Linked DNA regions of Homo sapiens: all the other regions are linked to region 5. Evidence: chromatin loops called from intact Hi-C (ENCODE). Cell type or tissue: endothelial cell of umbilical vein. All regions are shown on one strand. Links, peaks and the distances in the headings refer to the core of each region. The heading gives the core; the rest is flanking DNA. Region 1 holds the start of LOC105369687 (a long non-coding RNA gene). Region 2 has its middle 47 kb from the start of LINC02398. Region 3 overlaps LOC101928387 (a long non-coding RNA gene). Region 4 has its middle 55 kb from the start of LINC02398. Region 5 has its middle 270 kb from the start of LINC02398. Region 6 has its middle 210 kb from the start of LINC02398. Region 7 overlaps AEBP2 (AE binding protein 2).

What was found. Hi-C counts contacts between places; a loop is a spot of excess contacts. Peaks named below come from ENCODE experiments on the same cell type or tissue, not always from the same donor. Only the 100,000 strongest peaks of a DNase experiment are listed, where the experiment ranks them.
Region 1: a loop joins it to region 5, with 7 times the contacts of the local background. A loop is called at or near these places in 28 of 110 quality-filtered maps.
Region 2: it touches region 5 in a loop (8-fold over the local background); 4 of 110 quality-filtered maps call a loop at or near these places.
Region 3: a loop joins it to region 5, with 21 times the contacts of the local background. A loop is called at or near these places in 5 of 110 quality-filtered maps.
Region 4: it touches region 5 in a loop (6-fold over the local background); 3 of 110 quality-filtered maps call a loop at or near these places.
Region 6: a loop joins it to region 5, with 4 times the contacts of the local background. A loop is called at or near these places in 3 of 110 quality-filtered maps.
Region 7: a loop joins it to region 5, with 6 times the contacts of the local background. A loop is called at or near these places in 4 of 110 quality-filtered maps.

What each region holds. Positions count from the first base shown.
Region 1 is chr12:20,210,464-20,214,861 of GRCh38, reverse strand. LOC105369686 (a long non-coding RNA gene) reads right to left here. Exons shown (of 3, transcript XR_931417.2): 2 at 4,209-4,267; 3 at 2,429-3,085. LOC105369687 (a long non-coding RNA gene) reads right to left here and starts at 2,421. Exons shown (of 2, transcript XR_001749039.1): 1 at 1,526-2,421; 2 at 1-206. RefSeq lists enhancers at 1,221-1,961, 1,962-2,703. In endothelial cell of umbilical vein, for the core only: no CTCF peak of the experiment used is centred there; DNase peaks (open chromatin) are centred at 2,041 and 2,541; H3K27ac peaks cover 1,391 bases.
Region 2 is chr12:19,965,773-19,970,170 of GRCh38, reverse strand. No RefSeq gene overlaps it. Among named protein-coding and RNA genes, the nearest start is that of LINC02398, 47 kb to the left of the region's middle. In endothelial cell of umbilical vein, for the core only: no CTCF peak of the experiment used is centred there; DNase peaks (open chromatin) are centred at 1,560 and 2,440; H3K27ac peaks cover 2,722 bases.
Region 3 is chr12:19,573,556-19,577,953 of GRCh38, reverse strand. The region is part of intron 3 of LOC101928387 (a long non-coding RNA gene); the gene reads right to left. Among named protein-coding and RNA genes, the nearest start is that of AEBP2, 140 kb to the right of the region's middle. In endothelial cell of umbilical vein, for the core only: no CTCF peak of the experiment used is centred there; DNase peaks (open chromatin) are centred at 623, 1,223, 1,923 and 3,053; H3K27ac peaks cover 3,916 bases.
Region 4 is chr12:19,957,523-19,961,920 of GRCh38, reverse strand. No RefSeq gene overlaps it. Among named protein-coding and RNA genes, the nearest start is that of LINC02398, 55 kb to the left of the region's middle. In endothelial cell of umbilical vein, for the core only: no CTCF peak of the experiment used is centred there; DNase peaks (open chromatin) are centred at 1,230 and 2,410; H3K27ac peaks cover 3,220 bases.
Region 5 is chr12:19,742,478-19,746,875 of GRCh38, reverse strand. No RefSeq gene overlaps it. Among named protein-coding and RNA genes, the nearest start is that of LINC02398, 270 kb to the left of the region's middle. In endothelial cell of umbilical vein, for the core only: no CTCF peak of the experiment used is centred there; a DNase peak (open chromatin) is centred at 1,975; H3K27ac peaks cover 3,159 bases.
Region 6 is chr12:19,799,257-19,803,654 of GRCh38, reverse strand. No RefSeq gene overlaps it. Among named protein-coding and RNA genes, the nearest start is that of LINC02398, 210 kb to the left of the region's middle. In endothelial cell of umbilical vein, for the core only: no CTCF peak of the experiment used is centred there; DNase peaks (open chromatin) are centred at 2,554 and 3,334; H3K27ac peaks cover 2,227 bases.
Region 7 is chr12:19,506,268-19,510,665 of GRCh38, reverse strand. The region is part of intron 5 of AEBP2 (AE binding protein 2); the gene reads right to left. It also overlaps the pseudogene RPL34P25. Among named protein-coding and RNA genes, the nearest start is that of AEBP2, 69 kb to the right of the region's middle. In endothelial cell of umbilical vein, for the core only: no CTCF peak of the experiment used is centred there; DNase peaks (open chromatin) are centred at 2,635 and 2,995.

The sequences.
Region 1 (4,398 bases), core at 97-4,096, 470 kb before region 5:
GCATCTGACCATTAAAATTGTTATTTCTTCCATTTTCAAATATACCTCAGTTTCTTTATCTGTAAAATGGGGAAATTGTATTGCAGTCTTTCAAAAGCCCTCCTGAGTATACTGCATTAACTGGTTGCCATCTCCAAGCAGAAGTCATTATTATCACATCCTTGAGGGCAATGGTTTGACATTATTAGATTTCTGCATGGCCAACTCTGAAGATGGAGACAGAAAAATCACATTCAGGAAAAGCTCTTCAGAGCAGGACTTTGGAGAAAAATATAAATAATGAGGTAATACAAACTCTAAAGTAAACCAGGCAAAGGGCCAAGAATTATCATGCAAAGGGAGAATGGACACAATCAGCTCTCATGTACACACGTGCCTTTCAAATGGCAGGAGAGACATAGAACACGCATCTCTAGTAATTTTTAAAAGTCAAAGCCAAACCAGCCCACTCCCTTCAATTATTGTTAGAGGACATCCTTCCACAGCTCACTGTTGGCCTCAGATCACTAGTTTTGCTGACATCATTCTAGTCACATGGTAGAGATGTTTACACTTTGTAGAAACTTCCATTTTATTCTACATTAATTTAGTGTCAAGGTTATTCTCCTAAGTAAATGAAAGTAGAATAATGAAATGTTCAAGTCATCTTATCACAATTGTGTTGTAAGGACTTTGTGTCTTCGCCGTAAGTCCCCAAAGTGAAGACATTTCCCTCCTCTCATCTCAAGTACTTTTTGGTCTTTTGAAATGAAAAAAGTAAGTTTTATATTATAACAGCTAGAAATTAGCAGATGTTTTGGCACACTCTGAACTTGCGTTCTGACATTATTGCACAACTGCCTCTACACTAGCAGTTTTTTTTAATCTATTTTAGGTGATCCAGCACTGATCCATCCTTCAATAGCCATAGCATTTGATCTATTATTTAATGCTTTAGAAACACAATGCTCTATCACGTGATACTTTATAAACTAACTGACAAACTCAACGGCATTGTCTACTAGAGAATTTTATTTATTTCATAGCACTTCACTTAAAAACCAATTTGTGGGGTTTTAGGTGACATTTTGATAATTCAGCCTATAAAAACCTCACTTCTCTTTTATTTTCTGGCAAAATCTGAACATACAGTGTAACAAAGAGTCATGTTATTCTATATCACAAGCTTAAAATGTAATTCATTCTTGTAGAATTAGAATTTTACTACTGCTCGCAAAGTTACATGAATGCTGTGAAACTGTACATAAACAGGATCAGCATAGATGTTATTTATGTAGATAGATATTTATATTTATATACTTTTAACATTATTTCAAAAACGTGGCCCACCCCTTCTCAAGGTATTAAATATTCAGCAGTTTACTAGCATAAGAATTGGGAGCTTTATATTTATAGTACAAGGCATTTGATATTTGCAATACCGTTCAATAGATAAGTCTGATATTTAAATTTGGTTTTGTTCTATGCCTGGTTATTTTAGAGTTCGTCCATATGCTAGCTAATTTGCTGCCAGTCAGATACTTACTTGCTTTTGTTAATTGATGCAGAGTTCAACACACAGATTTCTTCTCTCCCATCTCTTGTCCTGTCTTTCTCAAGCTCATTAATTTTGTGGCCCAATTGACCTTTGAGCAGATCAAATCTCTCCTTCAGAGTCATGGCTTGCTTTATCTATTTACGTATTTTACACTCATATTGCATTCTTTGGCCCAGACAAAGTTTTCTAAAAAGTGGTCCTCTTGAAACGTTTTCCCACTAAAACAGAAGGGCTGTGGTTTTACACCCACCAGGGAGGAAAGAGCAGCTAGGGACACTCTGCTGGTTCCTGAAAGAAAGTCTGCGGATCTCAGGGTTTCCTTTGTCTCATTGTGATCACACACACATTGCTAATGGCCTGAGGCACTCATACATTTCAGGGAGCTCTCCAGCCTTCTCTTGAACTAATTCCTTCCAGAGCCTCTGTTCAAGTGTGACTCATCACTCTGCAAAGCCACTGCCTCCCAGCACGCCTCCTGCCAAATGTGGAGGGCATGTCTTTCCCACTGGATTCCTGCCATTTCTTTCGTACATTTGACGTAATCCCCTTTCCCATTGTTTTTGTGCATTTGATTGTGCAAAATTGCAGGCAAAAAAGGAAAGCAGAAACTGAAAGCCTGCAAAATGACTGTTCTGAGATGCCTTTAGTAATCTGGGGTATTCTTTGGCCATGAAGATCTCCACTAGTTTGAATAGGGAGGTTTAGTTGAGTTCTGTTTATTTTTGTGTTTGTTTGCTTTTGGTGGGGACAGTGGGGTATTATCAGACTTCACTTGATTTTAGGACAGTAGACAAGACTAGAGGAGACATAAAAATAATAGACATGCTGAAAAGCCAAAATAGATATATAAATAAAAAATAAAAATATTGAACACTTTCAGTCAAATTTACCGTCTGAGCAGACCCTAGACCTTACTAGAGATTTCATGGCAACAGAAATAGTCATCACATTCTGTGTCCGTCTGGATTTCTGCCATTAATTATCCACTCTCTTCTCAGTACTGTCAACCTTTTCCTTTCCACTGGCATCTTTCCCTTTGTGCATAAACATGCTCAAGTCTCTCCCATCTTAGGAATAAATACTTCCTCGATTCTGCCTCCACTCTAGCTACTGAATCTTCTCCTTTGTAATTTTTTAAAAATAGATCAGCTTCTAGAACAAGCAGTCTACATGGACTGTCTTCACTTCCTCATATTTAGTTTCTTTCCCTTATTGATGAAAACTCTTCCAGGTCTACATTATTGCTATTCCAAAGTGAGCTTCTAGGTTGCTCATTCCAATTTAATTAGTCAGTGTACTATTGGATACAAGTGACTGAAGACTCAATGCAAGTTGAGTTAAAGAAAAGCTGTTGTTATTATTGTAGTTATTACTAGTATTTAGCTCATTTACCTAAAAAAAGCTCATTGCTTGTACTGACTTAGGTGCAGCTGAACTAGGACTTGCTCTCCTTTTCCTCACTCTGCCTCCTTCTATTTTGGCTTTACTTCTTGGCTGGTTCATGCTTCATGGTGGTAAAAAGTGATTTTTACACTTACTTCCTCATTGCTGTAAATATATCAGAAAAACACAGCTGTTAGATCACAACTCCCGTATAATTCTCGGGGTTAACTTTGGTGTACTCAGAATGAATTGTGTGTTCACTGCTAAACAAAGCACTCTGGCCAAAGGGCTGCAGCCTCCTATTGACTAGGTCCGTGTTAAGTGTATTCTTTGGAATGAAGCATGGCTTTGAATTTTGGCTCTAACAAAGTTTATTAGTAGTAACAATATAGCTATACTTCCTATGTTATTCATTTTACACCTAGCATCTGTTCTTTATAACAAGCCTGCAGGTTATGAATTAAACATTATGAAGAGGGTAGGAGTTCAAAGAACTTAAATAATTGGCCCAACTCTTAAAATTAATGAAGAAGATCTAAGATTTGAACCCAAGTTTGTCTAGACTCAAAGTTGTGCTCTTCCCACTGGATCATACTGAGATATTATATCCAAAGGAGTCATCACATGCCGGGTGTGGTGGCTCATGCTTGTAATCTCAACACTTTGGGAGGTCAAGGTGTGAGATCACTTGAGGCCAGGAATTTGACAACAGCCTGGGCAACATAGTGAAACCCTGTCTCTTAAAAAAAAAAAAATTAAGTTAGCCAAGTATGGTGGCATGTGCCTGTACCCCTTGCTACTGGGGAGGCTGAGATGATAGGATTGCTTGAGCCCAGGAGGTCGAGGCTGGAGAGAGCTATGATTGCACCACTGAACTCCAGCCTGGGCAACAGAGAGAGATCCACATCTCTTAAAAAAGAGGAAAAGAGTAAAAATAGTCATTACAGAGCTAGCACACATGCTTAACTAATGTTAGTTCCTTTTTTTTTTTTTACTCTGCTCATGCAATTCTGATCAGATCATAGCTCTTAAAAATTTTGTCATGAAGTCCTCTCCAAATCTGGCCCTCACTTAGCTTCAATGGTTTCACCCATCTATCTTCCTCAGGTCGTTCTAAGCCATTTGTTTTTCTTTAAACATGCCAGGTTCCCTAACTTGTCTGAAATTTTGAATATAAAATGTATTTATTCTGTCTGATTTCCTCTCCCCACAGAAAATTACTCATTTTTTTTAAGTCTGACCTCAAGTACTTACTATGTTCTGCATTTCCTCTGCAGCTCATACATACCTTCATTATGGAATTATTACATTGTATTGTAGTAGTTCCTATATCTTCTCCCCACTATGCTGTAAAATAGACAAGTTAAGGCCATGGATCAAGTCATTTTCTCTTCATTTCCCAGGAACATAATGTAGGTACTACATAAATGTATGTTGAATGAATAAATGGATATACAAAGAAACAAATTTCTTTTTAC
Region 2 (4,398 bases), core at 313-4,312, 220 kb before region 5:
CTTAGGTCATTATTTATCTTTTTTTTTCACTCGTTTTAATTTTGAATATTTCTATTTAAAAGATCTATTTCTATTTAATGGCTCTTTAAGCTACCTTTAAGTCTATAATTGATTCCATGAGTAAACTTTTTAAGCTGAGAGTTTTGGGCATATCACACCAAAAAAGTAGCCAATTATTTATTCACCAAATATTTTGTATGAGCTCCTCCTCTCTGCCTTATTTCTGCCACTACTTTCTTCTTCCTTTCCTTTTCCTTCTCTTTTTTCGGAGTGCCTACTCTCAAGGCTGCATGAGGCTCTCAAAGATCTTAGTTTAGTGAAAAGGAAAAAACAAACACGTATAAATAGAATTGTTACAAAATTGTAATAACAGCTATAAAAGCATACTGGGTGTACCATGAACAGCAGATGGACAATGGAGATGAGGAGGCAGGAATTTGCGTCAGGAATTATGGTCATGGAAGACTTATTGGAGAAGGAGACTTCAAAGAGAGCTGACTTCAGGATTGATAGTCCAGGCAAAGGAACTGATGTATAATATGTGCATGCAGCCCTAAGTAGGAGAGACCATGGGGTGTAAAAAATCACTAGCTTTTACAGAGAATGGATGGGAGAAAGACAGAAGTGAAAACACGGAGAACAGTTAGGAATCAAGTATCACAGTCTAAACAACAGAGAGGGTGGTCTGAACTAGGGCAGTGGCAATGGAGACATCCTTCTCACTTTCAACCCTTGGTACATATATCAAATTCTATTTTTATATTAGCAAAATGGCCTATATTTTCTTGCTTTTTTTGCTCATGGTTCTTTATCAGTATATAAAGGCAAAAGCATCTAATATAATTGAACATTGTTTTCATTTGTTTCCAAATGAATTTGTTTAATCTTTCCTAAATTGTCATTTTTATAAGGGATGTCTATGAGAAATTTAAAAGAATGATAAAGAGATAGCCAAAGTCTATCTTCCCAGAATTGATAATAGGCAAATTGTTTTTTAGAGTGAGAGAATAATTTCCATTTTAGCTCATAAGAAAACATCTATATTATATTTATACACTCTCTTGTCTTGGTACCTAGATAGTTTATACAAGTATGCAAAATGGCTCCAAGTCAACAGTGTAAATCTAATCCAAAAATTAAAAGCTAAATTGAGACCTAAAGGTGTTTCCCAAACAAATTTACTAAGCTCTATTCCTTCTCTCTATTAACAAAAATATCAGTGTTTATATACCCAAGTGGTTTTAGCAGTGTGATAATATTCACCTATATTTCTCAACCAATTAAAGAAGGAAACTTAGCACACTTAGGCATTTATAATTTTTCATAAATTAATCATTCATTGGTGACACTAATTATAAGATAAATTAATACACAGTGTGACACAGACTGAAACTTTCCATTTCAGAGTAAAGTCCCTTGTTAATTAATTAATTTATTTGTTGGTTTATGAAGGGCTTAGTCTCATGGTTAGAATACTTTCCTTACTAGAAAATGAGCAAACTAAATTCTTAAATCATCTCTGCAGTCAGGCCCAAATCATTCAATATTTTTTCAGTACTCACAGTTGGGCATATGCTGCTGTCTGCTGATTCTAATCTCCGGGAAATCCTTTCTGGATAGATAACAATTTACAATATGAATGAGTGGATATGTTGATAAGAAAGAAAAATATAGGCTGGGCATGGTGGCTCACGCCTGTAATCCCAGCACTTTGGGAGGCCGAAGCGGGCAGATCACGAGGTCAGGAGATCGAGACCATCCTGGCCAACATGGTGAAACCCCGTCTCTGTTAAAAATACAAAAATTAGCTGGGCATGATGGTGCACACCTGTAATCCCAGGTACTCAGGAGGCTGAGGCAGGAGAATCGCTTGAACCCCAGAGGTGGAAGTTGCGGTGAGCCAAGATTGTACCACTGCCCTCCAGTCTAGCGACAGAGAGAGACTCTGCCTAAAAAAAAAAAACAAAAAAAAAAAAACAAAGAAAGAAAGAAAGAAAAAGAAAAGAAAAATATAAGCCATAACAATAATTAGCTAACTTTTTATAAATGGAAGAAACTATTATCTTCCCATGATGAAATAAAATAATTTTCTTTGGCTTTATTGAGTAGCATGGGAAAGGGATTGAAATCAGCTTGGACTAAAGGTCAGTCAATAATATTTTAGCCCTCTAAACCTGGCTCAAATCTATTTTATTTATCACCTCAGGGAATAATTCCTTAATTCTAAATTAGGTATCCAAATCCCTTTCTGTTCTTCAGTTTATCCTTGCTGATTTAAACAGCTATTTACCTCAGACTCCTCCTTCTATTTTTGTTTTTTCTTCTCTTTCATGTAGCCATACTTGTGATGAATATTTGAACATTTCTGCACTGCTTACATAACCTTAAGTGCCAAGCTTCTCAGAGGGAGTTGAGTCAGCCAAGCAGAACATATCACGGAGAGGGAGGAGGAAGTGCTACCATGGTGATTTACCCAGAGGACTCACCCTACGTGAATGTTGCATAAATTAAATTCCATTCATCATCCTGGTTGTCTTTGTCAAAGCTATCTCTCTCTTTTGTAAACAGCAGGGTTGCATAGGACTAAAATACTAAAGAGAGAAGAAGAGAAAGGGCAATCTGTGTGCTTCTACAGGGCATTCAGAAAATCTGTGGCACTAATGAAGAAAACTTAATTGCATCAGATGGACCTGCTCCATAGTATGAGAAAACATTTTGCAGGAGAGTGGATGAAAGATGTGATGAATGAAGATGGCATTGTTCAACGGTGGCTCCTGCAATAAATACCCTCATTGTATAGAGTATTTTTCCAGATTTAATCATGTGACAGTTTTACACTTGTCGCTGTTTTCTTACCCAGCACTTCATCCATCTTGGTTATTTCTTACAATCTGTTCTGTATAGTGTCTGTGTCCCGTGGCTCCTTAACACATGGTCAATAAGAACAATACACGCTTGCCATTACATCAGTCACCAGATAGCCACCCATAAAAGGAGTCAGGTGACTAATTGTTGGCAACAAACATTAGAATGTCCATGCTGTTTGCCAACCAGGAGATACCTCTGTGCAATTTATTTTCTGGGGTTAGCATGGCTTTATTTGAGTATCTTCAAACTGCGTCACTAGAAGCTGTGGGCTCTAGATCCATAAAAGATCAACATTCCTGACAGAGAGGCAATCAATAACAGTGAGAAACTTCTACTGCCTTACTTTAGAGGAACAATATTTTGTTGTTTCATTCACACTTTTTATGCTTCCCATTTATCAAATTTATTCTATAAAGAGATTCAAACCAGTTAAAAAAAAAAAAAGCTCTAGATTACATACCTAATTAGTGTCCCCAACTTTTAGAGGTTCTCTTCTCTTCACTAATTAAACTTTATTAATCATAATTTTGGATTAATCTTAATTATAAAAGTATACCAACCCAAATGTCCAACAATGATAGACTGGATTAAGAAAATGTGGCACATGTACACCATGGAATACTATGCAGCCATAAAAAATGATGAGTTCATGTCCTTTGTAGGCACATGGACGAAGCTGGAAACCATCATTCTCAGCAAGCTATTGCAAGGACAGAAAACCAAACACTGCATGTTCTCACTCATAGGTGGGAATTGAACAATGAGAACACATGGACATAGGAAGGGGAACATCACACAACTGGGCCTGTTGTGGGGTGGGGGCAGCGGGGAGGGATAGCATTAGGAGATATATCTAATGTAAATGACGAGTTAATGGGTGCAGCACACCAACACGGCACATGTATACATATGTAACAAACTTGCATGTTGTGCACATGTACCCTAAAACTTAAAGTATAATACAAAAAATTATAGAAGTTTTTGTAATTAATTTTCTTATTTTTACCACTTGAAACAAGTGGAAAACAAGAAATACATTAAAGGGATAATTCCTTTCATGTACCAATATTTTATAATGAAACTAAAATATTTTACATAATTTAAGAAATGTTTAAATTTCAAGGTAGAATAACCATAATTCAGCACTAGAGCTATGTGTTTTTGCAAAAAGAAAAAATATATTTATATATATATTTACTTATATATATAGCATATAAATATATATATGACCATATATGTAAATTAATATATACATATATGACATTGACAGGGAAACTCTTGTATTATAAGCACCTACTATAAGCTCATCTCTGAGCATAAAATGGTGACAATTCATAAGCCTTGTCCTCAAGAAGTTTGCTACCTAGTAAAAAAAATACAGAAAAACCCTCAAACACAGTATGTCCAACATAGAACTTATCTCCTCATACGAATTCCTTCCCCTATATGCTTTATCTCAGTGATGGTACCACCATCTATCTGGGCCCACAAGCCATAACACTAAGAGACATCCTTGTCATCTGTTTTGCT
Region 3 (4,398 bases), core at 222-4,221, 170 kb after region 5:
CTCATATAAAAGAAAGTGTCTCCTTATTTTATACAAATAAGTAAAATATAGAGTAATACAATCAATAATGAAAGTACAGTATTTTTAGTATCAAGAAATATATACCAAGAAAGAATGTCTAACGCTAAGGAAATCAGGAAACACATTCAAGAGGGAAGAAATAATTTAGGAAATAGAGAAGCCTTTTCAGATAGATAGAAAGACCTAGAAATAGTAAAAATCACATAGTGTATTAGGACAACCTTATTTTTGGAGAATAAAATTAAAGAGGAGAAGATGTGAGAAATGAGCCTTAAAAAGTTAATGTAAACCAGATGGTTCTTATACACAAATCTAAGGACCTGGACTTGAGCCCACAGTCCAAGAGTTAAACACTTAAATACCTGTAAATACCAAATAGATCATGGAAATTAGCAAAATGAGATCATATGAATGAGAAGAAGAATAGAAAGTATAGAATCCTGTGAAAAACAGGGGAAATCATGTCCTTCCAAAGAGAACAATGTAATTATTCTTATGCAAAAATGTAAGGCTGGCATTACCAGAGCTTCTGGGTTTTTTGTTTGTTTGTTTGTTTTTAATAAGAGCAGGCTATCTAGATTTCCTGTCAAATTTCCCAGTTGGCAACTATTACATGTTTTTCCAGGCTCACAGTTTATGGAGGAAAAAGTGTGTCTGTGTGTATTACACACACACACACACACACACACACACACACACAATTTTTTAAGTAAACTACGCACACATATATACATTTTTTAAGTAAACTAGCTTCAGCTTGTTTTAACCAACAGACCTCAAGTTTTCACCTCTCCCAAAACCAACAGGGAAAAAACATTACAACATTTTAAGACAGGGAAAGCTATGGTCAGTGTTAAAGATCACTCTGGCAGCAGGCTGTAGGATGGATTGAGTGTGGGGGGAGAAATTGAGTGTAGAGAGATGAGTTGGAAGGCTCTTGCAATCTACTGTTGGTAGTAGATGTGCTGACAGTCCAAACTGGGACTGTCCATTTTATTTTATAATCAATTATTATTTGTCAGTCCAAAGAGGTAAAATGGCATTGAGCATTTCTTACCAGACTTCAACCACAAAGGATCACTATGAACTTCCTTATTTCTGTAAATTCTGGGTGTTACATAGACTTTCAGAGATAGCCTGAATTTATCTCTTCATTACACTCCGTAACTTCCATTTTCTTTTCATAAATGCATGTCAGTAGTAATAAAAAGAAAGATTATACAGCTAGCTTTAGAAAGTCAGCTGGTTGAACCTCTACCCACTGCTTCTCTATTATATCAGTTTTAGAAGTAAACAGAGACATTTTCTGCAAATGGTTCCCATGTGCTCACATCTCTGAATGTAAAATAAACAGTGCAGGTCATGAAAACAGAGTGTTTTAAACAGAGAATTCCAACTGGGAAATTTGTCTAAACATGAACTTTATTTTTACAGTCATTTAAAGATGTCTTTAATCTACCTATTAAATTAACTTTTAAAAAGTATAAAATGGGGAAAGAAAAATAGAGGAGAGAGAGAGCTTATTCATCTATCCATCTGTTTTTCCATAACACTAAATACTTCCATTTCTAGGTGCTAAAGTATATAAATATGATATATATACAATTTTCAACACATAATTATTGCATCTAAGCAACAGATACAGAGAAAATTTTAGTTACTATCAGCATATTTGTAAGATTTTTCTGAACCAAATCTTTGCAAGACAGATCAAATGCCATCTTAGTTTTATGTTCCAACCAATTCAAGCAGTGAGAAAAAATGTCCCTAGTTCCATAGACAGGATCTGTCAGGTGCTAGCCAGGCTTAGCCCAGTCCTATTCCATGAGTTCACAGGATATCCCTGGGCATCGAGCCAATCCCACTTGTCCCCAGAATGCAAAGGAAATGAGATACTACATTAATATGTCATTTTGTGCCAGTCGGGCTTTGAAGATAGTCCAGGCTTCAGTGATATTATCAGCCATTTGCAGCCCTGACCAGCACAGGAAGAAGTCAAAACTCACATGCAGGAAGGGGAGCCAGGGCCTGCTTTCCCACCAAGCCCTGGGCTCTGGGCTTTGTTCTCACTATTTCCAAGCCTTCTTTTTTTTTTTCTATAAAGATATGTATGGATATGACCTTTCACCAGAGACCCTATGCTCATTGCTGTAAAATTCCCTTTCTCCATGGGGATAAAAATCAGCACTCATACCCACCGTGTGTTTTGGGTAAGTTTGTTCCTATTTCTCTCTATGGAGCTTCAAAGAGGGTATAGCTCCTTCTGAGATTAGAGTAAAGGGAAAGCTAAATTCCTGGGAATTCTTCTGGAACTGTGACAAAGAGAGATATGTTCCAGATATCCTGAGTTGAAAAGTGAAATACATTTTCTCATAGAAACGATCATTAGCTTCCCAGGCAAGTTCATAAAATCCTATTTAATCCATGGCATTCTTAGAATATTTCAGAAATTCCTATGCAATTCATCTACTCTGTTCTCATTTTTTCCCAGCTTGTTTTTCCTAGCTGACTAGTACGGATATGATCCTCCTTTGCCATATTCTCCAACCTTCTCCCTTCAAATTTACAAAGTCCTGTATGTGTTTTGTGTAATCTACTAGATACTAAAAACCTACATATGTTCAATTGATGAGTCTTGCAGTTGCAGTTGCCTACCCCACCTCAGGTCATTGACAGAGTATGGATATGTTTCACAGCTCTTTCTTTTCCTTCTGTGCTAATGACCTTTAGCTTTCATGGAAAGCATGGAAAAGTTTAGGGCCTCTTATTAAAATGGTGAATCTGCCAGAGACAGGCTCATTTCTAAATGAAATTTTTATGTGATATATATTGCTTAATGGGAAAAGAATAGATGGTTTATTAGTTGGGGGCGAGAAAACTGCTCACTACGCGGGGAAAAACAAATCACTCTTCTGAATCTTAAGATTACCCTTTCCTTGCATTTGAAGAGAAGAGGGGAAAAACAGGAAGAGAAGTACACTGAACTCTTGAAATGTACAGACTGGACAATTTTGATAGAGCTTGTCAGTGTTGGTGTGTGGGCAGGTGGCCCACTGCACAATCCACACATGGCACATGGTCCACCTTTGATGGGTGAATTCTCTATAAGCTTCAGCTTGGCTCCCATTTGCTGCCTCAGGACAGCCACCAGTGAAACTCACCAGGTTCCTGATACCCACCTCATTTCTCTCCACCCTCCAGCAGAGGGCTTATCACCCCATAACTCTAATCTCCTGTAAACTCTAATCCCATAACCCAGATGTCCTCCTCTCCTCTCCCCAAGGCCACAGATGAGGCAATCTCATTCTTCCTCAAGTTTCTTGCTAATTATATAGCTATAGTATAATGTGCCTAGATTCTTTCAGTTCCTTTCTTTTGGCTCTCAAAATCCTGTTTGGAAGAAAAAATAAGAAAAAAAAAAAAAAAGGTAGAGTGCGCAGTGGCTAATGCCTGTAATCCCAGCACTTAGGCCGAGGCAGGAGAATTGTGTGAGCCCAGGAGTTTGAGCCTCGCACCACTGCACCTCACTGGACAAGACCCACTGGCCTGGGACCCTAGCGCAGCCAGCCCCGCCTAACTCTTAGGTGGGGGGCAACTCTCCACTTCCCTGGGCCACGGCTCCTAGAGGATGCAGGCAGGCCACCATTTTTGCTGCTCTGCCATCCTCTCTCCTGTTGCCCCCCAGGTTCCTGAGGGAAGCTGTGATTAGGAACTAAGACAGGCCTCCAGCACAGCAGCGCTTCGTGGAAAAGCTGCCAGACTGTTTTCCATGGGGTGACAGCCCTTGCTCCTCCTCACTGGGCAGGGCCTCCCAACCTGGGCCCCCGCACGACCAGCCTGAACTAGGGAAGGAACAAAGGGCCTGCTCGCTACTCTGGAACCTCGAGCGAGCGCATGGCAGCCACCATGCAGAGAGAAGCCCAGTCTCTCTTCCCTGAGAGCCCCCACCCCCACTCTTCACCAGGCAGGGCCCCCAGCTCTGGACCACAGAGCAGCCGCCCCACCCCCGGCTGAGCACACCCATTTTGCTGGGGGCTCTGAGTTTCCCTGGAGAGGGGGGGCGGTCCCAAAGGCAACCGACAGCCCCTCTGTCGCAGCCACTGCATCGGTTCTGCCCTTGCTGCCCTTGGACTGGAGAAGGAACAGAGCCTGGAAATTTTACTGGCGCCTCCAGCACGCCACAGTCACCGCAGAGAGAGGGGCCCAGTCTCCTTTCCTGTGAGCCCTCGGCCCCCACTCTTCACCAAGCAGGGCCGGCTCAGGCCAGCAGCGCAGCCGTCTCACCCCCTGGCTGAACATTCCCATTAGCAGCAGCTCTGCGCATCTCCAAGATAGAGAGCTCCCAGAGACAACCAGAAGCCCGTCTCTCACTGCCAC
Region 4 (4,398 bases), core at 225-4,224, 220 kb before region 5:
AAAAATAAAATTAATCTTGTGAGTCACCAAGTATCGTCTCTAGTGACTGTATCAGTATACACATGAACAATAAATATGGAATTAATCTTTTTTGCCACCTAATATCCTAAGAAGGTAACATTTTTATTTATTTCTATAAAGATTATATGAATACTTACCCATGTGAGATTCAGCATACAAATGCAACAGGGATACAAAATATCTAAGCTAAGAAAGAGGTAGGAGTAAGAGTGTATTCTATTGTGTGTTAGAACCCTTGCATGTCTATACTCAGCATATGTATCACTCATTCAAGCACTTGTCAGAAACAAATAGTCCTATTTATACTCGCCTTCATTTTCAGGTTAGATTTTTTTCTTCAAGTAAGGTTTGATGCAAGTATCGTAGTAGTTTTGCTACTAAGAGAAAGAAATAGACATGTTTTTCTTCTTTTATAGTTATATTAGTCTAAAGGAGTTTCTTTTTTTTAAGTCAATTAGATGAGTGATTTCAAGATAAATAGTTAAAAGATTTTCACTTTTTTCTCCTCTCAAAGAATCACCCCAAAATAATTAGAACAAGAAAGAGAAAACTCAATTTTATCTTTGATGCAAGGAAACATGTATAATGCAAACTATTTCTATAAATATGAAAACAGATGAAAGAATGGTCAGTGGCTTAGCAAAATGGAAAAGAGTCAAACCTAAGCGCCTACAATGGTGTAAACCAATGAAAACCAGTTGATTTTCCCTGTGGAGCCTCAGAATAACAATACAAAGGACAATGCAAAATGACTCAAAAATCAGATACTATAGAAAGCAAGAATAAGCAAATGGTATAAAGTGATTTTTGAAAAATTATTATTAAAAGACGCTGACATGGTTAGACTTTGTGTCCCCACCCAAATCTCATCTTGAATTGTAATCTCTATAATCCCCTGTGTCAAGGGAGAGACCAGGTGGAGGTTATTGAATGATGGGGTTGGTTTCCCCCAGGCTGTTCTCATGAGAGCGAGTGAGTTCTCATGAGATCTGATGATTTTACGAGGCACTCTTCCCACTTTGCTTGGCATTCTCCTTCCTGCGGCCTTGTGAAGAAGGTGCCTTGCTTCCCCTTTGCCTTCCACCATGATTGCAAGTTTTCTGAGGCCTCCCCAGCCATGCTAAACTGTGAGTCATTTAAACCTCTTTCCTTTATAAGTGACCCAGTCTTGGGTATTTCCTTATAGCAATGTGAGAACAGACTCACACAGAAGCAGTTAGATCTGTTCCAAAAATGGAGAATTTCTAGGAGGAAAGCAAGAGACCAAAGATTTATTCTGTGGGCAACCTTCCAAGAGTAAACCCAAGTTCCAGGTACGAAGACGGGCCAGTGTGCAGCCATACCAAAAACAGAGGATTAATATACTGAACCACAGAGCCACTCTCCCAAACCCCTGCCCACCTGGCTCCAGAATGGCAGCAGCTAAGCTGATGTCTCCAGACAGAATATTACAGAACCTTTTATCTAGAGAAAATAGAGAAAGACTCACATCTACTAACATGTAGGTCCCCTAATGACAAAGCTAACTAGCTTGTCATATGACTTTCCTAGAGTAAAGGCTATCAGTGTATAAGCCTACCCCTATCCAATGATCTTCCAACCACGTCTTTATCTCCTCACTCAAATGAATGGGCAGCCAATGATTATTTGGCATTTAAGGAAAGAATCCAGCATAAAATGTAGTTAGGAAAATGAACAAATGGGAAAAAGTAGCTAGGAAGAAACAGAGAATGTGCAGACAACAGACAAGGCAGGTAAGAATAATCATAACATTGTCATAGAATTAAAAGATGTTAACAGATCAATTAAATAAGGAAAAAGTATAATAAAGAAAAAAATCCAAAAAAAAGAGCTCTTGGAATTTTAAAGTATAATTTCTGCAGTACAAAATTCAAAAGAAGTCTTAGAAAACAATATCCTGGAAATAGCCCATATTCCATAATAATAATGTCCCAGAAAGTAAGACAAAAAGCCAATGAGATGGGTAAGAGAAAAAAATATGAATAATGGGGATTCACCTAGGAGATATTTCATGCAACTAATAGGAACTCCAGAAAGAGAACAGATCAGATGCTGGTGGGGAGATAATCATAAAAAAGACTAATACAATAAAATGTTTTATAACTAAAGAACATGAATCTCCAGAATGAAAATGTTTACTGAGTGCTGAGTATAATGAATGAAAAAAGATTCACAACAAGGCAACCCATTTTAACTAACTCAGTTACTAGAAAAATTCCTTAGATTTTGGTATTTTACTTTTGCTTTTTACTTTTGTTGCTATTTTATGATGATTCATGATGTTTCCTGAATATTTTAATGAGAAATAAGGGAAGTATGACAGGATGCTTGTCTTCTGCTATGTTAACAAAAACACTTTCGTTGGTAAGCATATATAGCACATAATTCATCATGCAATTGCACATTCTTCTATTATTTCATGGTTATTAAATTTGTTTCTCAAAATAGAAGGGATGGATCACACATATACTATCAGATGACTTTTAGCCAGAACACCAAAGTACATTCAATGGGAAAAGAAAAGTTGCCATCTGCAAAAATTATTTCGAGATGATTTTCAGACCCAAATATAAAAGTTAAAATTATAAAACTTGTAGAGGAAAACATAGAGGTATATTTTTCAACCATGAGATAGGCAAATATTTCTCAGATAAGACAGAGAAAGCACTATCTATAAGAGAAAAAAAGTGATAAATCTTATTTATCAAAATTAAAAACTTATTTTTACCAAAACTTCTATTAAGAAGATGGACTGGGAAAAAATATTCGCAACACATAAATGACAGAAGATTGGAATTCAAAACAAATAATCCCTGCAACTCAAAAACAAAATGGTAAACAACCCAATTAAAAATAGGTAATAGATATTTCATAAAGGATGATATAAAAAAATATTGAATAAGCATATAAAATGTGTTCAACATAGTCATCAGTGAAATGAAAATTAAAAATGCAATGACAAACAATAAAACACTACACACCATTAGAATGATCAAAATGAAAAAGATGGAATACAAATATTGATTAGGATGTGGAGCAACTAGGACTCTGATACATTGGTTGTGGACATATAAAATGGCAATCACACATCTACCCATGACAACAATTCCACTCCTAGATATTTATTGAAGGGAAAGGAAAACATGTCCCTTGTATAAAATGTTTATAGCAGTTTTAGTCATAATAGCTAAAAACTGGATATAGCTCATTGACCATCAGCAGGAGAATGGATAAACAAACTGTGGCATTTATTCTATGGTGTACTTCTCAGCAATAAGAAAGCACAGGCTACTCAAACAGGCAACACATAAATCTCAAAAGCATTATGCTGAGGAAAAGCAATCAGACACAAGAGTGCGTGCTATATGATTCCATTTAAATAAAATAATGGATTAAGTAAAACTAATCAATTAGCAATGCTTGGTGTGTGTGTGGGAGGGTGTTATTAAATAAGAAGGGGCACAAGTACACTTTCTGGGCTGATGATAATGTTCTGTATCTTGATTAGAGTTACACAGATGTATTCAATTGTTCAATGCCGGCTGATCTGTACATTTAATATCTGTGCATTTCTCTGTATATAAGTGATATCCCAATAAACTTATCATGGGGACAAAATAGAAGGGCAAGGATTCTGTCAGACTCAGAAGATTTTTTTCACAGCCATTATCAGAGTATTGGGTAACATAACTATACAGCCCAAATGACAGATTATAAAAACTCAACCGAAGCAGATTTTAATATTGTTACATGAGCAGTTCCAGTTTCATAGTGTCCCCACCATTGCTTCTGAAGAATTCTATTGTAGTTGGAAGTTCACCTGGAAACCTCTCCCTACAAAAGACTATACATATTGCAAAAGGCCCTAAGGTAGTTATCATTAACTTCCAATGGTTAAAGGTAAGGGAGGGCAGGGGGTGTCGTTCCACTATAATCTCATCTCTGGGAGATATGCCATTATAAAAGGAGGCCTTACACTGAATTTGGTAACACATACCAACATTTATTAGCAAGCAACCATGAAAACAATCGTATGAAATGTTCTGTATATGCGAAGTCCCAGCCTTACAAGTTTAATTAGAAACAGATGCCCTAGTGGAAGGAGTCAGCTAATATTCCATTGGGACATGAGGTGGATGACACTCTTAAATCAGGGCAGAGGTGGCTCAGACCACTCGATTCTTAGGTCCTGTGTGAGCAAGGCTGAGGCAGCTGCATCGTATTTCTAGTGAATCAGTATATCTTAAACACCACACATTTCATCAATAACAAATCCTTTATACCTTCATTCATGATAATGTATAAATGCTCTAGAGCTGACCTCTGGTAAGAACAGTTGTAGCTTAGCAACTTTGT
Region 5 (4,398 bases), core at 191-4,190:
TTCACTAGCTAAAGAACACGCCATCTTACATAAACACATTTTTTAAAAAAAATAATTAAAAGAAACAATGAGATTCCATATGGAGAAAGAAGACAATGAAAATGTGTTCACGATCTGAACTTTATAAATTATAGTTGGAATGTTTGTCCAGCTGTGTTATTTAATTGGTTTACTATCTGCCCAGAATTATGAGCAATACAAGGGGAATATTGCTAGACTATTCTTTTTATCCTGTGGGAAGTTTGTGGAAAGCTTGTTACAGAAGCAGTTTAGCTTCTACATGGAGGTAGTTTGTTTACCTTGAATTTAATGGACTGGAGGAAAGACTAGAAAGACTAGAAAGCTCCCGAACACAGAGGAACACTTCTGTACATTCAGTGTATATTACGAATGTGGCTACTGTATCCAGAAAAGGATGCAACAAAATTTCATAAAATCAGACAAAAAAAAGATAGGAATAAAATAGGAGTGTGCCTTCTGCTCCCACAATTGAACCCAATTCCTATTGATGGGTAAACTTAAGCCATGTAACCCATATTAAATAATCCCAAGCAAGAATTGCTTGGGAAGCAATTAGACTCTAATATCCCAAGACAAAACTTGCCTCCCTTGAACTCAACAATTTCCACAAACTTCACCTACCTTCAAGATATAAGAAAAGAAACCCACAACTCCCCATATAGGTTAGACTGGCATGTATACCAAGTCGCTGTTGCTCCTGGGGATAATATCACATTATCCTCTTCTCAATCCTGTGTCTCTGTAGCCAAGTAAGAAGTAAACAGTGAAATTCCAAATCAGAAAGACCATTCACAAACAGAGGTATTTCAAAAAGGACACTGGATTCTGAGCCTGACTCACTGGGATCAACTCCTACCTCTGTTACCAATTGGATAATCCTGGGCAAATAGTAAATTCTATCTAAACCTCAATCTCCTCTATTGTAAAGCATGAATAATAATAATACCCTACCTCAGAGTTTTTTGAGAGGATAAAATATATAATAGATGTCAAAATTCTTTGTAAACTCTAACTTTCTATAAGAGTTGTTACAATGATTGTTTGACAAGGTTTCCAAAAACTGCCTAATCACCCTCAAAGAAATTGTGACTTCTTTGGAAGCATGTATTGCTTTCCCATTTCCTTTTTGCTCACCAATTTCTATTTTTTATTTTTTATTTTTGGTTTCTATTTTTAATAAATTCTGTTGTGCATATTTGAGGTTAATAATGTTATATTATGGAAAACATATAAATAGTAAAATGGTGCATTCATATTGTGGCAAATGGCAGGATCTCATTTTTCAAGGTTGAATAATATTCAACTTTAAATCTCCTTTTTAAGGTTGAATAATAACCTTAAATTCTCATTTTTTTAAATCAAATAATATTCTAAGGTTAAGGCTGTCATTCAGGAATCTGAACAGACAGGAAAGTCAATATCAGGACCTAGGAGACCATAAGGTATCTGAGGCAGAAGCTATTTCCATTAAGAAAGTAACCAATTCCAGAGAGTAGGCAGCTCACATCCCACAGAAGAGACCATTGTGGAAATGAAATTAGCTAGAATTGGTAGAAGAAAAAAACCTCCACTGTGGATACCCAAGTCTAACTGGCTGTGTTTATCTCATAGAATAGAAGTACAGAGAAGAAAAGTGACTCTTCCCGACATAACACTGAGGGAGAGAGGTGAACTACATGAGACCTCTGGAGAGACAATACTTCTCTCATTATGGGGCCTTTAACAGAATTTTTCTTGTCAAGGTGCAATGCTCATGACCTGGCACACCAAACATTTGGGTTCTAGCCAAAAGGATTAAAAGTACAGAACACTAACAACTTGAAAAACACCGCATCAAACAAATATGTGGTAAATGAAGGATGTGGGGAAATGTAGAACAGACATTCCAATATGCGTCAAAAACAAGATATAAGAGAAGCAATGATGTAAACGTTTTATCAAAATGACATTAATGAGGTCACTAATGATGTCTGAATGTTGGCAACTCAATAAGTCTAGGGTGTGTAATCAGAATCACACAGAACACAATTCTGGCAAAGTTACAAATAGGAAGCACTTGTGTAAACATTGTGTGACAATGTCCCTTTGGGAAAGGCATGAATGGATTCCAAAAAGAAGTGTGTTTGTCCAGTCTAAAGAAGCAGTTGGCTGATTCCTGACCACTTACTTCTACAGACACTCCTTTTAATTTAAAATAAAATAAAAGGTGCCAGATTCTCTCTGGCAGCCATTGATAGAACTACTATTCAATACACACCACTTAACACAAATATAAATCAGAAAGCCCTTCTGTCTAAACTGAACTCTTTATCTTTCAAAACGGTCCCATCTCCTGTCTTAGAATTGTATCCACCGCAAGTCTTGGGAGGAATAGTTGTTAATAATGCTTCCTACCAATCTCATTAAAAGCTCAATTTTATATATTTTTCGTGTTTGCAAGGGAAGGGATGCAGGGAGCTTGGAATGAGAAAGTTTGATTAATGAAAATGACATGGCTGTGAAAACAAGACAATTGAAGACAAAAATGAAACAACCATTAGAATTTATTCAACCAATGTCTGTAAGAGACTCTGATAAACCAGACATCATAAAGACTAAGATCATGAAGGTTTTCTGTTAACAGACTGAAGAAGAGGCAACTTATATGGATTCGTAAACCAAAGCTTGGGAAAGTGATGATGGGAAGGTTTTTGAGTTGAAATGACAATTCATGAATATTTTCTCAGTGGTGTTTTGGTGGACTGGAGAGATGAAGGAATAGGAACTGGAGGTAAATTACTTGTGCTGTAAATTTAAGTCAGTACATGTGGTATCTATTCCTTCCAAAATTTTAACTGATTTTCAAATTTGTAAATCTATGTACTTTTAGGTTGTTAATATAATCTATAGCATGGAGCCATAGGATCATATGTCAAAATTTAGTTCCAAATGTGCCTTTCAAGAAGTCTTTTCTCCTCAGATCATTCTGCAGCTGTTCCATCGGTGCCCATTTACACTATATTTTGTATAGTGTGACAGTTGTATTGTGGGGGTTAAACCCTTAGATTCGGTCCAGTTGTTCTAATAGGCTGACTCTAAAATTTATAAGACGTGTGATCCTAGATTTTCTTAATGAAAAATCCCTTAAATGCCCTTATCACAGTTCCTGGCACAGGAAAAGTAGACAATAAATGTGAGGCACTATTATTTCTAGCTTAATTGTTTTAAATTTTTTGGTTTCATATACATATATTTGGCCCCAAGAAATGTCTATTGAATAACTCTCCTCATAAATAAACTTCAATGCATGGACATATCATAATCAAACTCGAATACCTTCACTTACAAATTATCAAATGTCTAAAATTCAGAGCATTATTTTTATAGTGTTTCAGAAATCTGGAGCATCTTTTAAATATTGTGTAGGTTTAGTAAGATCAGATTTGAGGGTTACACTGACTATAGCAATGTGTGCCTAATTCCATGAACTTTAATATCTGACATGCAGAGATTCAAATCCAGTCCCTCATGTGCCTCTTACCCTCAAACATCCAAAATTTCCCTCCAAATAAGATACAAGAAATTGAGGGATAACTTCTGTATATATCATGGTTACATTTTAAGGCTAGAAGGCACAAGAATAGAAGACGATGAAGTATAAACATTATGATAAATTTTCAGTACTCTAGCCAGACTCCGTATCAGGCCATCTCTTCCCTAGAGGGATGGAAGAGGGGATTCAGCCACGTCTGTAGAGGTGTGTGTTTGAGAACCAAATGCAGGGAAACATCTCCCTCTCTGATGTTGAAGCTCGGGGCCCTAGTTCATCTGTGGTTCGTGATGGATCCTGAGATATTTGACAAAGTCAACATGAGATGCTCCTAAAGTTAGAAGGCTGTATGGCTGACTTCTTGAGGGATTTGGAGGCATTGTTTGGTGATTCTACAGCGGTGTAGCTGACAATCCTTGAAGCGTGAACATTAGCAACTGCAGAGACAACAGAATCAGCAATGATTCAGGGCTCCTTATCTTAAAGAAAGCCTCCTACCATTCATACCTTTTTTATTTTTTGCTTTTCAAACTACTACTTGATACCTAAGCTTCCTGAAGGCTTAACAGAATCCTTGACTTATATATAAATATATGTTGTTTTACAATCCTGCTTTGCAATATGTATATGACAGCACTATACAAAAAATAATTTCTTTGCCAATTGCCATGGTTCTAATAAAAATAAAGTCAAACTTGATACTGATATAACACTCAGGGTGTTCTTGTTTATGGACATGGTGATTTTGGGGGAAGAAAGGGGCTTTTTCTTCAACAATACATTTTGTAGTCACTAATATATTATTTCATTTAATCTAGTTGCTTCCCTAAGGCTTACCACAACATTCC
Region 6 (4,398 bases), core at 293-4,292, 57 kb before region 5:
TAGGTGAAGTGTTGGGCATAGTGCCTGGCACATGGGAGATGTCTAAGGATGTTATCTAGTATTATTCTATAAAAGGAAAAGACAGGTGATGCTTCTCAAAGAAGACACAGTTAATGCTAGTACCAAATCCTAACAGAAATTTCCTACATGGATCATGTAATAGGGACTTAAATAAGAGTCACTTCATTAAACTTGACTGCAGTAGAGTTTGAATTACAAAGATGGTTTCTTCTTTCAGAGAATGTTCATTGTGTTACTGCATGCAGTGCCTTGCACATAATAAACAGTCATGTTTCAGTGATCTTTTTACAAAGTAATTCTCTTCAATAAATATTCCTGGGTATCAAAGCTTTCTCTTTTTCCTCCAGCCTGTTCTCAGTCTATAAATGTCCAATGAGCTATGGCCAGTTCTCTCCTCCTCAACTCTTCCAACTAAAAGGGGGAAAAATATCCTAAATTCCCAGTCTCTGCCACCTACCATAAATTGAGCACATCAAGTGATCTAAAGCTAAGAAAGGGAACAGAGTAAATACAGATGACATCATCCCTATTGTCTTGCAAGGTGAAATCCTATCTTCTCTTTCTAATTAAAAAAAAATGAGAATTTGAGTGAATCTCAACTTTCTGATTTTCCCCTTACCTCTCATTATCTTTATAATCAGATTCAAACTTGCTACCCTGTTTCCTCATTACACGCTTGCACCCACCACAGTCAGCGTTTGTGCCCACCAACTCTCCACTGAAACTGTTCTTGCTTTGCAAGGTCTCACACAACTTCTATTTACCAAACATTATAGACACTTCAATTTCTATATTTTTGACAAACCTGAATATATATATTTTGGACTATATTCTCTTTCTTGAAATTTTCTTTTCTTGTGATTTTTAGGACATCACAAATTCATGCTTCTCCTCTTCCTGACAATTTTCTCTCTTCCTTGTCAGGTCCATATTCTCCATCTAACTCTTAAATGTTGATGTTCTCAGGCGTAGCATCATTGGCTCCTTCTCTCACTTTTACATTTTTTTTCTAGGGAAATTCACCCCTGTGCATTCTTCAACTACTCCCCTCGGCCCAAAAAGCAATCCCTGGGCCACCTAGTCTATACCAGTAGGACATGGACTATCCTCAGGGGGTATGTACTTTGATACAGCTGTGGAGGAGAGGAGAGTAAAAATGACTAAATCCCAAAGGATATAGTCAGGCATCACAGCGAACACGGGACTAGGGAATTATCAGAAAGCAAAGCCAGGAGCTACCAAATAAACTAAATCCAGGACCTTTTCTAATGCCCGAGAAGAAAGTCCATAATTTTCAGAATTCCTGTCCTGCAGATTTTGATAATTGCTATGGATAGTGACTCCTATGCATTTCTTGTTTCCCAGAAGTTATTCTACTCCTCCTGTACCATTATATTTTTAGCACTTACGGGGCCGATAGAACATCTTTTAGTTTGTAGGCCACCAAACCACAAAATGCTACATCTGGCCCCGATGGAGAGCGACCAGCATACCCAAAGGTCAAGGACTTTGAGTAGATGAGTAATTTTATGGCATTTGGCAGTTGCTTTCCTTAAGAAGGGGCTGATGTTGTTCTTGTGTGAACAGAAGTGAGTAGTGTGTTCATGGATATTTGGGAATGCACAACTTATCCTGCAATATCCATTCTCCCCTATTTCAATGGTGATCAAGCCTCCAATTTGGGGCACATGGCTTCCCAGAATGGAAACTACAGCTCCCACTTTCCCTTTGCAGCTAGGTATAGCCATATGACTAAATGCAGGTCACCTGGATGGTAAGCAGAAGTGTTTATGTAGCAGCTTCTTGAAATCTTTTTGATGAGATAGAGATATATGCTCTTTGCTCTTCTTTCTCTGTTGCTTTAAACTGCTGCCTGGAATTTGGATGCCACTATCCATAAAAGGCAATAAGATACATATATATATATATATATATATATATATATGTAAAGTCCATGTTATAGGGCACCATACAGTCCTCAAGTGCCAATCCAGATTTTTGTGCACAGCTAAAGTAAACTTTTATCTTATTTTAGTTACTATTAACTGGAACTTTCTATACAGTAAAACCTAGTCCTAATTGACACAGGTACATGAAATCAAGACAGTTTCCTGCTTGAGCAACTAACCAGAAGAATGGTGGTACCACTCACTAAGATAGGAGAGGGCAGGTTTGAGTGGAAGACTCAATTTTGTACATGTTGAGTATGGGGTGTCCATGAAAATCCAAGACACCACAAGGTCTAAAGTTGTACATATAATCTAGCACTCAGTAGAAACTTATCAGAAGAGGAGTTTAGACAAGAACAAAAAAACTGAGAATCCGTAATATGCAAATGGTATATAAAATCTCAAGAATGAATAATTTTATCCAGGGAACCTACAGAGCAGATGGGTATCCATAATATGAACTTGAAAACATTATTTCAAGCCTGCACATCTCTGTCATTTCTCATATTCTGGCTTTCATTCTCGTGTTGAGTCAGTATACGCAGTATTTGGAACTGAGCTAATCCCCTATCAGATCTGACCCTGACTCTCAGGAACAACCAGTGGAAAACAATGCTCTAATTAAGTCAGTGGAAAGTTCACAGACTTGTCCAAATCTTACTCATACTATTTATAGTCCAAGAAACAGAACTAGAATACCTAGGGTAAAACCGGCTTTTCTGAAAAACGTTCATCATTCAATCATAACTAAACAAAAAAAATCATAAAATGTCTGGATAGAGAGGGCCCTCAGATCCTTCTAAACCCACACACCACCAAAAATGTTACCACTACATAAGGACTACATATCATAAATTTAATTTATTTAATAAGAATCCTAAATGAATAAATATAAGAGCTATTCCTACAACATTGAAAGAATTTTTTTAAAAAAACTATTTCAGGAAATAATTTAGTAAATGCAAAAGTGTTATTTCAAGTACTTCTCATGTAGTCTCAAGATAAATCTTTTCCATCTCTGATATTTATAAAAACAAACTCACGGGTGATATTCTGACACCAGCAAAGAGGTTTAGTTTAAATATTAAGAACTGCCTTTGACTGCAAGGTCATTCAAACATTGCTAAAGTTTACTAAAGGAGTTTATGGAATCTCCCTCAGAGGTTTTTAAGAATCAGTTAGACATTCATTTGTAGGAATTAGTTTAAGATAACTTGAACATACGCCTTTGGCAGCAGAGAGTTGAACCACAAGATTGTTGGTCTATGGCACTATTTCCTGGCAGGAAATTGAAGGTGGGAAAAGAAAATAACAGTGAGTTTGAAGTTTAGGGTTTTATTATTTAAATCATTTCCTCATATTTAATGAGCTGCAAATTTCACCATTTATGGCATTTAAATATATTCAAGACCCTGGGATATTTTTTATGACCTTGCCAAATGGGATTTACTTAATTTCTGACTAATTTATACTTAGGATTTATCTGAAGTAAGCATAATGTCTTGGTTCTGGCTCCAACTTTATAAGTTCCAGTCAAGAAAGAGAACCACAAGACTGAGCCGCCGCAGTGAACTGACCTCTATTGTTCAAGGACATCTTGGCTGGCCCGGACACTCTTTGATACTTGAAACTAGTATTTGAAGTCATACAGAGGAGCCACCTCTGTGGTTTGGAAGCAGTTAAATTTCCAATGAAAAAATGTGTGCAGTCAACTTTTGATGAGTGGATTAATGAGGTGGAGAAAGGTAATGACTGTATCCCAAATCACGGATAAATCAAAACTGCAATTAAGCATGGTTAACCCACACCCAAGTCATCACCTTAGTATTCTAATAATGAAAGAATATATACAAAACATTAAGGGGAAACTGACTCAAAGACTCAAAATGCAACCTTGGAAGTCAAGGCTATCAAGTGCAAAGTTTACAGGAGAGTGCCAGTCTATGCTCTACATCCTTGTTTTTTTATCTGAAGAAGAAATGGAATACAGAATTCTCTACTAAGGGGTTCGGGGAAAAAGTCACTTTAAATCTCCCACAATATTGTGATTTAGAAACAAAGTATTTGTTCAGCAAATTATTAAATGACTGAAATAAACACTGCTTATGGATGACCGCCACATATGACACCATTTTAAGGTTCATAAAGTACCTGGTAAGTGAAATATTTATATAAGCTTTCCTCTTCTAAAAACAGGGGACTACTTCCACTCAGTAACTCTAGCCCGAGACCACAGGAAGTAAAATGAACAATGCTCCTTTGAGTAAGGATGACGAGGCTGCTGCCACAGGCATTTATAACCAATGATTAAAACATACGGGCATTGTGGCCAAAGTATCATGGTCCTCAAAGCTTTCCATCTAGAAAATCAGCAAACAAAATGTAACGTTCATAAGTGGAAAGAGACTAACACTAGATGGTCTTTTTT
Region 7 (4,398 bases), core at 148-4,147, 240 kb after region 5:
CCAATTAACATATCTAGACTCCAAAGTATGACTTTGGCTCTATATAAAACAAATTACTAAACATTCATTTACATATTCAGCAAAAATGTTTAAGTTACGTACGCTTCATTTTTTGATTACTCATTTTAACTCAGGCAATTAACCTAGGCAACTATAGGTCTCAGTTAAGTCAAATAAAATTCACATCAAATTTTTACTCCCACCATCCCAACACTTTCCTGCCTGGCATATGCCGTGTCTGCCCATGCGCATACACAATTATACATAGGACACATGCATTATCACCTTTTCTGCGTTGCCCCTCCCCCACAACTCCAATAATGGGTGAAAAGTCTCTAGTCCATGTCTTCAAAATGCTGAGTGCTTACTCTACATTAGCATGTATTACACCGTACTGCCATTGCTTTATGTGCCTACCTTCCCTCACCGAGTGTGGAATGTAGAATATGGTAGACAATTCAGTCTCTACCTTAGGTACTAACCCAAACATTTCCAATAAATGGAGAATGCAATGCAATATACTGGAATACTATGCAGTCATTTAACATTGGGTTTACACACACACTAATAAAAACAAGTGATAGGTGGGCAGAACACTTGAGGTTAGAAGTTTGTGACCAGCCTGGCCAACATGGTGAAACCCTATCTCTACTAAAAATATAAAAATTAGCCAGGTGTGATGGTGCACGTCAGTAATCCCAGCTACTCAGGAGGCTGAGGCAGGAGAATTGCTTAAACCTGGGCAGCGGAAGCTACAGTGAGCCGAGATCATGCCACTGCACTCCAGTCCAAGCAACAAAGTGAGTGAGACTCCATCTCAAAAAAAAAAAAAAAAAAAAAAAAAAGAAAGTAGCCATGTTACTAATATTATCGAAGTAAAAGGTTTTTCAACAACCCTGTCTCAATTTCACTTTTATTTTTCAAGCCAAAGTCTCACTCTGTCACCCAGGCAGTGCAGTGACATAATCTCAGCTCACTGCAACCTCTGTCTCCTAGCCTTGAGTATTCTTCCCGCCTTGGCCTCCTGAGCAGCCAGAACCACAGGCGCAGCCACTACGCCTAGGTATGTCTTTTTTATTTTTTCTAGAGACGGGGTTTTACCATTTTGCCCAGGCTGGTATCAAACTCCTGAGCTCAGCTGATCTGCCTACCTCAGCCTCCCAAGTGCTGAGATTACAGGTGTGAGCCACAGCACCCAGCCTCAACTTCACTTTTAATCATATATTTTCACAAATATATGTGAATTAAAGAAGCTTTAACTAATCAAGCCAAAGCCATGTTATTATTAAGAGAATGAAAATGCCATTTGTTTTACTAAGTATGTGGCTTAGCTTAGCCAACCAAAAGCATTCATAGTAGATGAAATTTTTTCAAGTCTTTTCATTTTTATTACTTAAAAAAGTTGCATTTTTCAATTTAGCTGACTCTGTGCTTGTGCCTTCAACACTTACACCCCAATTTTCTACTCCTTAATAAGGAAAGCATGTTTGATCCTGTCACAAACACATTTAGCACACATGGAACCACCACAGGCCCTGCTGACATGTTCTTTGCTTTGGACAATCTCATTAAGAACTTTAGGTCTCACAGCACGAACCCCTCCATGTCTGCCTGGGCACATGCCACATGCAGATTTTGGTGCTTTCCCAACGTTCTTAGTAAAAAGGTAAACAACTCTATTACCAAGGGTCTGGGACAGACTTGTTTTGTTAGAGGCTGTATTGTAGAAAAGCCTACGACAGTATGTCAAATGCTGGACCATTCTGAGTGCCTGCAGACAACGTTCCGGAAGAGGAAGAAGAAAGCCTTTGAAATATTTTTAAATGAATAAACAGTAAAGAAAAAATACTAATGAGAAGGAAAAGTCTCTAATTTACAACTTAAGGCATTTGTTTATCTCCTGGAGTTTTTTGCTGTAGTTGGTTTTATTTTAAATGAAAGGTAGGCCAATCAGTCTAGGTTTAAGCTTAAGGAATCTATGCAAGTTAACATCGATCTAACAGAAAGACCCAAAAAAGTATAAGAAAAGCAATATATTTTCCTTTCATTACCAGATTCTGAAAATTAAGATAATGCTTAAATAAAATAAAATCAGGCAAAACAATAACGTCAAACTCTTAAAATTTCCATATAAACAAAATTAGAACTTTAGTGTTTTAATAGTCTTAATCTCAATTTTTTTAATCAAGTTCCAACCACCCAAACAAAATAATCTTGTAATCCTGAAAACATATTAGGACTGAGTAAAAGCAGAGCTTTAAGCAAAAACAAAACACTGTCTCCACTATATAAAAACCTATGGTGAGGCCAGACGCAGTGGCTCACACCTATAATCCCAGCACTTTGGGAGGCTGAGGCAGGAGGACTGCTTGAGCCCAGGAATTCGAGGCCAGCCTGGACAACATGGTGAATCCCCGTTTCTAGTTTTTATTTTTTAAAATATGGTTTTTTTAAAAACAACAAAAAAAGTCTGTAGTCAAATAAATACTCTGATTCTAGACTTGGCAACAAAATTTAAAAGCCCAAACACAGGTCTGGAGCTGCTAAAACAAAATACCTCTACAATGAAATAATACACAAAAACAATGCAAGCCAACCAAGCACAGCAAGCCAACTGATTGGTAACTAGGATTTTGCTGACCTCTTCTGGAGAAGGCTCGAAAGAAAATATTTCAATTAATGAAATAAGGCACATTAGGCAAACCAAACAGTATAGTACCTCATAGCCTTCTTTTAACCAATTGTTTCATTATTTGTATTATTTTCTATAAAAGTTAATTTGATAACAAAGTAACTTAAATTTGCAGTTAGTACTGAATGTTTTTTACTACTAACAGAATTGATTCTGTTTAACATGTACTGCCTCCATCAAAACCTTCCCAGTTATAGAACTTTGGAGCTCCAATTTGCTCACCTAGCTCCTTTCCTTTCTATTGTGTCCAGCGAAGACCTTATCTCATTATGGATGTCTCTTCCTTCCACTTTCCTTCCCCAGGAAAAAAAATCATTCTTCAGATTACATTCCACCTTTGTGACTTTTCCTCAGTTAAGGTACCTCTGCCTCCTCACTGTGACTTAAGGGTGGACATCACTCATTCCTAGGTTTTTAAGCTTACAATATATGTAAGTGTCAATGTTCTTAAGCCCTCTCAGATGTTTTCCATAGCTCAAAAGCTTTTCATTTTCATGGACTATTTTGAGTCTGCGCAAATTTTTTATTTTCTTTCTAGACTTCTAATATTATTACCACTATTTTTGGTTCCTTCATTTTCCTTCTTTTGGAGCCATCGCTATTCCTCCCATGGTGAAGCTAAGGATTTCATCAAAAGGAGCTGCTCTAATGAAAGCATATGCAAGTTAGTGCTTCCCTTTTACATCACTTCTCCCTTATCTGTAGAGACACTAGCTCATTACTAGACCACCATTTCACTAAATCTATTGCCCTTTAAATCATTAAATGTTTGGTAAGCCCCAAACACTTCAATCCTTATGCTAACTTTCTCTTTATTTACACTTATTTCCTAGGTAATCTCATCCAGTCTGATACCTATAAATACCACAAATACACTAAAAATTCCCATATTTTCTATCTGTAGCCACACCTCTCTCCTCTGAGCTCTCAATTTATAGCCATCAGCCTAAGTGACAGAGCCACTGAATGCCCTATAGGCCTCTAAATATGTCCAAATTAGATCTCTTGATACTCCCCTCTCCCCAATCTGCTTGCCTGAGAGCCTCCACGGCTCTGCCACGGAGCTGCCCAGGCCAAAAAGCCTTGGAGTTGCTGTTACCTCTTATTCTAAAACCCAGTATCTCATCCATCCATAATTCTTGTCCATAGTAACTCCAAAAGATAACCAGAATCCAACCCTTATCTCCACTGCAAACATTCCAGTCTAAGCCACTATCATTCTCACTTGAAATACTGAAAAGACAAATTCCCCTTTACTCTCACCCCTGACTTTCTACAATTTGTTCTCAACACAGAAACCAAAGTGAACATGTTAAAGCCTGCATGAGGGAAAAGAACAACAGTAGGTTTTCTAGGGCAGGAGGTGGAGGTAGGAATGTACTACAAAGCTACACCAGAAAACTTCAGAGTGCTGGAACTATTCTATCTTAACTGTGGTGGTGCTTGCCTCAGTGAGTACAACTTTCAAAACTCACAGAAATGTATACTTTCAATGGGTACAGTTTATTATATATAAATTGTACCTCAATAAAAATTATTGACAGCAAGTTTCTTTACTAAGAGAGAAATAAAAGGGCCAGGCACCGTGGCTCATGCCTGTAATCCCAGCACTTTGGGAGGCCAAGGTGAGTGGATCACTACAGTTCAGGAGTTCGAGACCAGCCTGGCCAACATGGCGAAATCCCATCTCTACTAAAAATACAAAA